2 separate regions of the Mus musculus genome follow, and region 2 is linked to region 1. The links are chromatin loops, found by intact Hi-C in ENCODE. Cell type or tissue: left cerebral cortex. All regions are shown on one strand. Each heading gives the region's core, and the rest is flanking DNA. Links, peaks and the distances in the headings are about the cores only. Region 1 has its middle 21 kb from the start of Arf2. Region 2 overlaps Mapt (microtubule-associated protein tau).

Region 1 (2,911 bases), core at 146-2,645:
AGGGAGACAGTGAGCATTACTACACACTCCCCCCCCCCCCCCCCCCCGCCCAGTAACTCAGATGTCCTCAGTTCTCAGAAGTAGGTATTTTTAACCATGGTCACACAGCTGGCCTGTGATGGAACAAGAATTTAAATCCAGTGTCTTGGGTCTAGCATCCAATTACAGCTGGATATATATCTTAAATTCCCCTGTATTTTAGAATGTTGACAAGCCCCAGCAAGTAGAAAACGGGCATCTAGAACTCTCACACTGTGAAAAACACTCGGGATTTCTCCCTGGGGTGGAATGACTTGAGAGAAACAATGGCTGTCATTGAGCTCACTGGTGTGCTGCAAGGCAACAGGAGTTTTCTTGACTACGAACATAGGCTAGAATGATGGAGTTCGCCTGATTCGAGCACACCATCCCAGCTGGAGTGACTCGCTTTGAGAAGCCCTGGGTTCCCCAACACTAAGATTAGAGCAGAGGCCTGGCTGCACTCTCGCCTCACAACTGTGGCCAACTCAGAACAAATTCTTGTTTCACCACAGGCACCCTCATCCCTGTTGGGCTCGTGACTGGTCACTTCATACTTTACTGAGGTATAACTTCCACACCATACAACCCACTCGTTAAATGGACAACTGGATATTGTGTAAGTATTAACACAGCCACATTTTCTGAGTGTTTATGGTTTTCCATGTCCTTCTCGCCTCCCGGCTGGCCTGGGGACAGCTGCTTGGTCTTCCATGGAATCCAGAGCAGCGCTGTGTACCGTGTCTGGGGTTCCAGCAAGTCACGTTAACTCTGTCATTGCTTTACACTGTATGTCTATGTAAGTGAGCATGGGCATGCCATGGTACACATGCAAACCAGAGAACTTGCAGGTTTTTTTCTGTCCAGCACATAAGTGTTCTGGGAGGAGTGGCACTCAGGCTGCCTCACCTGCAAACACTCTTCCCAAGTCATCTCACTGGCCCTCCCTTTCTCCTCTCTCTCTCTCTCTCTCTCTCTCTCTCTCTCTCTCTCTCTCTCTCCCCTTTCCTCTTGCTATGCAGCCTAGGTGGCCTGGAACTCTCAGCGGTTCTCCACAGTGCAGGGGTCACTTTATCTTTTTATACTTGAGACGCCTTTGTAATGCAGAAGCCGTTCATGTGCCCCACTGGGGAAGAGGATTCTGACTTCATGGTTACCGCGCTTAATGTTCTCCGCTCTGATGCCTGCTTCACCCTTCTCTTCCAGGCACTCCAGTTTACTGGATCACTCCTAGTACCCAGGCCTTTCCACCTGCAAAGAGCTATAGATTCCCTCCCTTCTTGGAAAGCCCAGAGCTCATTCAGACAGAGCTGTTAGAGGAACTGGGGTGAAGCAGCAGCGCCACCTAGTGGTAATGGGTAAAAAACAAGCTTGCGCTGGCTGTACGTCTAACTGTGTCTCCAGGAAATCCTTTTAGACGGGGCATCCCATGCCACACACTAGAGAAGATGACAACGGTGTGAATGAGAAAAATGAGGGAAGTTCACAGTATGATGCTTCACCAAATCTCCAGAGACTTGGACAGTGAGCTAGAGGGTATGGGATGGAAGACTGGGAGCAGGCAGGCTTCCGGGGGCTAGGCGATGCTGGGCAGTGATTGCTGAAAGACCTTTTTTTAAAAAAAAAAAAAAAAAGGGGGGGGGGGCTGGTGAGATGGCTCAGCGGTTAAGAGCGCCAACTGCTCTTCCAAAGGTCCTGAGTTCAAGTCCCAGCAACCACATGGTGGCTCACAACCATCCGTATGAGATCTGATGCCCTCTTCTGGAGTGTCTGAAGACAGCTACAGTGTAATTACATATAATAAATAAATAAATATTTTTAAAAAATGTGTATGGGTACTTTGTTTGCAAGTATGTCTGTACCGTGTGTATACCTAGTGCCCTCAGAAACCAGAAATGGGTGCCAGGTCCCCTAAGACTGGAGTCAGAGACAGTTGTATGCTGGAAATCAAACTCAAGTCCTTTGGAAAAGCAACCAGTGCTCTAAAATGCTGAGCCATCTCTCCTGCCCTGACATCGTCTTTCCTATAAAAAAAAAGACTCTCAGGCTAGAGGGACCACTCAGTGGTTAATAGCACTGGCTACTCTTCGAGAGGAACCAGGTTCAATTCTCAGAACCCACATGGTAGCTAACAACTATCTGTAACTTCAGTTCCAGGAAATCCTCTGGCCTCTGAAGGTACTAGACATGTATGACCATGTACACACGAGCAGTAAATGGTCATACATGCAGTCAAAGCACCCAAAGTCATAAAACTTAAACAAGAAAAAGCTCTCAAAAACCACAGTATGGATGCCCACATCCATGAATGTACTAATCACTACTTAGAAGCCTCTCTCATAGCCTATCACCGGGGCTTCCACGTACTGCATGACAATGTCTACCTGATGCCTGCCAAGGAACCTAGGTCACTTTAGTCACATGAGAAACCTACTTTAAAATGGACCACATACTCTTCCTGTCCTAACACTGTGGAAATAGTCTCAATCACTGAGGCATGGTGTTTAACACGTCAATTATAAGCTCTGCACTATACTGGTAACTCTCAGGCCCAGCCATGCTTAGCATCCCATACTCTTGACATTCACAAAGGCCCGTGCCCCTGAGAAGCCTTGAGAGCATTTCTAGGACAGGGGAGTGAGGATCTGCTAGTATGTGGCAGAGCTCTGTGTTCTCTGTCCTAGCCTGAGCTCTTCCCTTCTGAATGGGAAACCACAGCCCTTTCATGCCTGGTGTCACATTGTAGTAGCAACCTTTCCCTTCCTACTGTGGTAAAGTCCATGGTCACCTGCATGTGACACAGCCTTGGTGCTTCTAGATCATTCAGTAGTCCCCCAGCCCCTATCCAGAGACAGAGCAGGTGAGTGCTTCCCAGATTGTGTGGGAAAGAAGA
Region 2 (2,911 bases), core at 160-2,659, 300 kb before region 1:
CATGACTTCACCCCCGTAAGGTGTCTGTGACCTTCAAGCATCCTTCATGAGCAAGGCTGAGGCCTGGCCAGGATTTAAGAACATCTAACCCCTTCTGTCTCAGAAGCCACTACTGCCAGTCAATCACTTTGCAAAGCAGAAACACATTTTGAAAGCCGGGGTGGCTCTGTAGTGGGCATTCTCCATGGGTGTGCGAGAGAAGGCTGGCTATAGGCTCCTAGGGTGCTCACTCTTCATTGTCAACTTGCTAGACTTGGAACCACCTAGGAGACACACCCCTGGGCGCATCTTCCGGGGGTATTCACAGAAAGGTTTAACTGAGCAGGGAAAACCTACCCTGAATATGGGTGTCACCATCCCATGGGCTGGGGTCCTGGGGAAAAAGGAGAAAGCCAGCTAAGCACCAGCATTCGCTGCTGTCTGCTTCCTAACTGCAGATGCAGTGTGACCGCCACCGTGCCGCCACCTGTCACATGGAGTCTATCCCCTAAAACCACGACGAGCCCTAACAGACCCTAGAGTTGCCTTAGTCAGACATTGGATCACTGTAAGGAGGAGGAGTGACTGGCATAGTTGCAGAGAGGCACTCCTCAGCAAGGGGTCTTCCCATCTCTGCCACGGTGAGATCAGGCATGTCTCGGTAGCTAACTGGGCAACTTGGGTTCATCCTGCTAACTGCTGGAGTTCTCCCTGAGGCCATGGAGGACAGCACAAAGGGAAGGTACCAGGCTCTGGGCTATGATGATTTCTTGCCTAGCCCTCCGTCCCTGCAGGATGACTTACGAAGGACTGAGCGTCCGAGCCCAGGATTCTTTTTGCTGCTTCGCTGCCTAATTCCTTGTCACCCACATTGGTAGAGCAGACTACATAGACCGAACCCGAAAGATGGACGTGAGGTCACATTTCCGAACAACAGCACCATCCCATTAGACCATCAGAAGGATTCAGTTATGTAGTCGATGTAGCCTGCTTGGTGCTCCTGGGAGTAAACTGTCCCCTAAAGGTGACCTGCTACTTACTATTGCTGGGCCTGGAGAAAATGTGAAGAAGGCAGGAAACCTTCCCCAGAGAACTCTGTTGAGAACCTTTCTAATAGGCACACTGACTGAGGTGGGGGCCAGCAGGAATCAGAGGACTCTGTAGCCTTGTGGGAGGCAGTCAGACTCCAAGGCCGCCACTGCTAAATAGCCAGGAGCCCCAGAAGCCAGAGCGGCTTACTCATCTGCTGCACCCGACTATGAGGGTGACCTGTCCAAGGCAGCTCCGGGGCTCACCCTCACCTGTAATTCCTTCTGGGATCTCCGTGTGGGGCTGGGCAGCGGCCTGCTTGTCGGGAGCTCTCTCATCCACTAGGGGCGCAGTCACGTCTGGAAACCACCAACAGTCACCCCTCTGCTTATGCAGGGGCAGTGCAAGGAGTGGGGCCTGCCAGCCACATGCAAGAAAAGCCAGCTCAAAGCAGGGCCACAGTCCTCCTTCCTGCCCATCTCCCCAGGAAGCACACTAACAGGAGGACCCCCTGCCTGGAAAGCCTACAGGGGTCATGTAAGGATGACGAGGGACACAGCCTGACTCCTGGGGGTCAGCTGTGTGATCCTCACTGCAATGCAGGGGCCCCGCAGCTGGGACTCATCAGGCAATATGAGGAAGCTGAGAAATAGACTGAGCCGCTTTCCTGTGGGGCTTTGAGTAAGCCTTTTGTCACCCTAGCCTTTGTTTCCACAAGTGTAGAACAAGAGTGCCATCTGTAGGTGACCTTTAAAACTTCTACCACTTCTAATTCCCTGCCCCCAACCTCCTCACATCTCATTAAAAGGCACCAGAGTTCCTTATGTGGCAATAACCAGGCCAGATCCAGTTTCCTCGATGATGCAAGAGATAAGAGATCCCAGACCAGGACCTGGGGGCATCTTTTCAAAGCAAGCACTTTAGCTCCTCCCGAACCCCCAGCCTCTCTACTAGGTATGCGAGGCACACCCAAGGAGTGGCCGGTTTCAAGGGATTCCCAGAATTCCACACAGCTAGTCCACAAAGGCTATTTTCCTTATGATCCTGTCTGGTGCAGATAAAACAGCTCGCTGAGCTCAGCCCCAGCTGCCTCCCTCCCTGAGGGTGAGTGAGGCATGTGGGGGCCCACGCATGTACAGGTCCAGACTGCATGAGTGGGTTGTTTCTTCCTGGACAATGGTGACAGAGCAGTGAAAGCCACGTTTGGGAAGCCTGCCCCAGCTTTGGCTCCAAGGCTTTCTCAGGGTGGCAGACAGCTTGCAGACCTGTTCTAACAGGATGAGCAGGAAGTGTCTTGCATCGCTGGTTTTCAGAAGGGCAAAGGAAATCTAGCCAGGAGGTTGTCACCAGGCTAAGGGCCATGCCACCTGCATCCTCCGGGGATGGGCCAGCATGCCGAACAATTGGCAGGAGCTTGACAGCTATGTTCTGGATTTATCCAAAGGCAGATGCTGCGGGAGAGGGCCTGGCCAAATTCTCTTTCTGTAACAGAACGCCCAAGCCATGTTCAGGGATGCAGAAAGGGCTCAGAGTGGAAGCTCCAACCTCCTTGGAAGGCTGGAGGAGCTATGGACGATTAGTTAAAAGCCATTCTCCATGTCCCTTTTCCTTGATTTCTTCTACTCAATGGATCCAAAAGCAAGGTGGGGACAGCCATGCAGCCCACGGTGGCCAGAGAGCCAGTTCTGGCCAGTGAATGAAAATGAAAACATCCAGGAGGAGCTTATAATAGAAAACTCTTGATTTAGTTTTGGCAACACATTGGCTTCTTCGGGGTCCTTTTGGTGACTGTTTTTGTTTGTTTTGTTTTTGTTTTTAATTTCAATTTCATTCATTCTTATTTTTATTATTTGCTTTTTTTTTTTTTTTTTTTGAGACAGGTTTCTCTGTGTAGCACTGGCTG

What was found. A loop is a pair of places that touch in the nucleus more often than their neighbours do. Peaks named below come from ENCODE experiments on the same cell type or tissue, not always from the same donor. Only the 100,000 strongest peaks of a DNase experiment are listed, where the experiment ranks them.
Region 2: a loop joins it to region 1, with 2.1 times the contacts of the local background. A loop is called at or near these places in 2 of 42 quality-filtered maps.

Annotation. Positions count from the first base shown.
Region 1 is chr11:103,986,054-103,988,964 of GRCm38, reverse strand. No RefSeq gene overlaps it. Among named protein-coding and RNA genes, the nearest start is that of Arf2, 21 kb to the right of the region's middle. In left cerebral cortex, for the core only: a CTCF peak has its summit at 1,357 (motif pointing left); a DNase peak (open chromatin) is centred at 1,346.
Region 2 is chr11:104,288,364-104,291,274 of GRCm38, reverse strand. It overlaps Mapt (microtubule-associated protein tau), which reads right to left. Exons shown (of 12, transcript NM_001038609.2): 4 at 1,281-1,367. Among named protein-coding and RNA genes, the nearest start is that of Mapt, 58 kb to the right of the region's middle. In left cerebral cortex, for the core only: a CTCF peak has its summit at 1,345; DNase peaks (open chromatin) are centred at 1,375, 1,792 and 2,161; H3K27ac peaks cover 1,701 bases.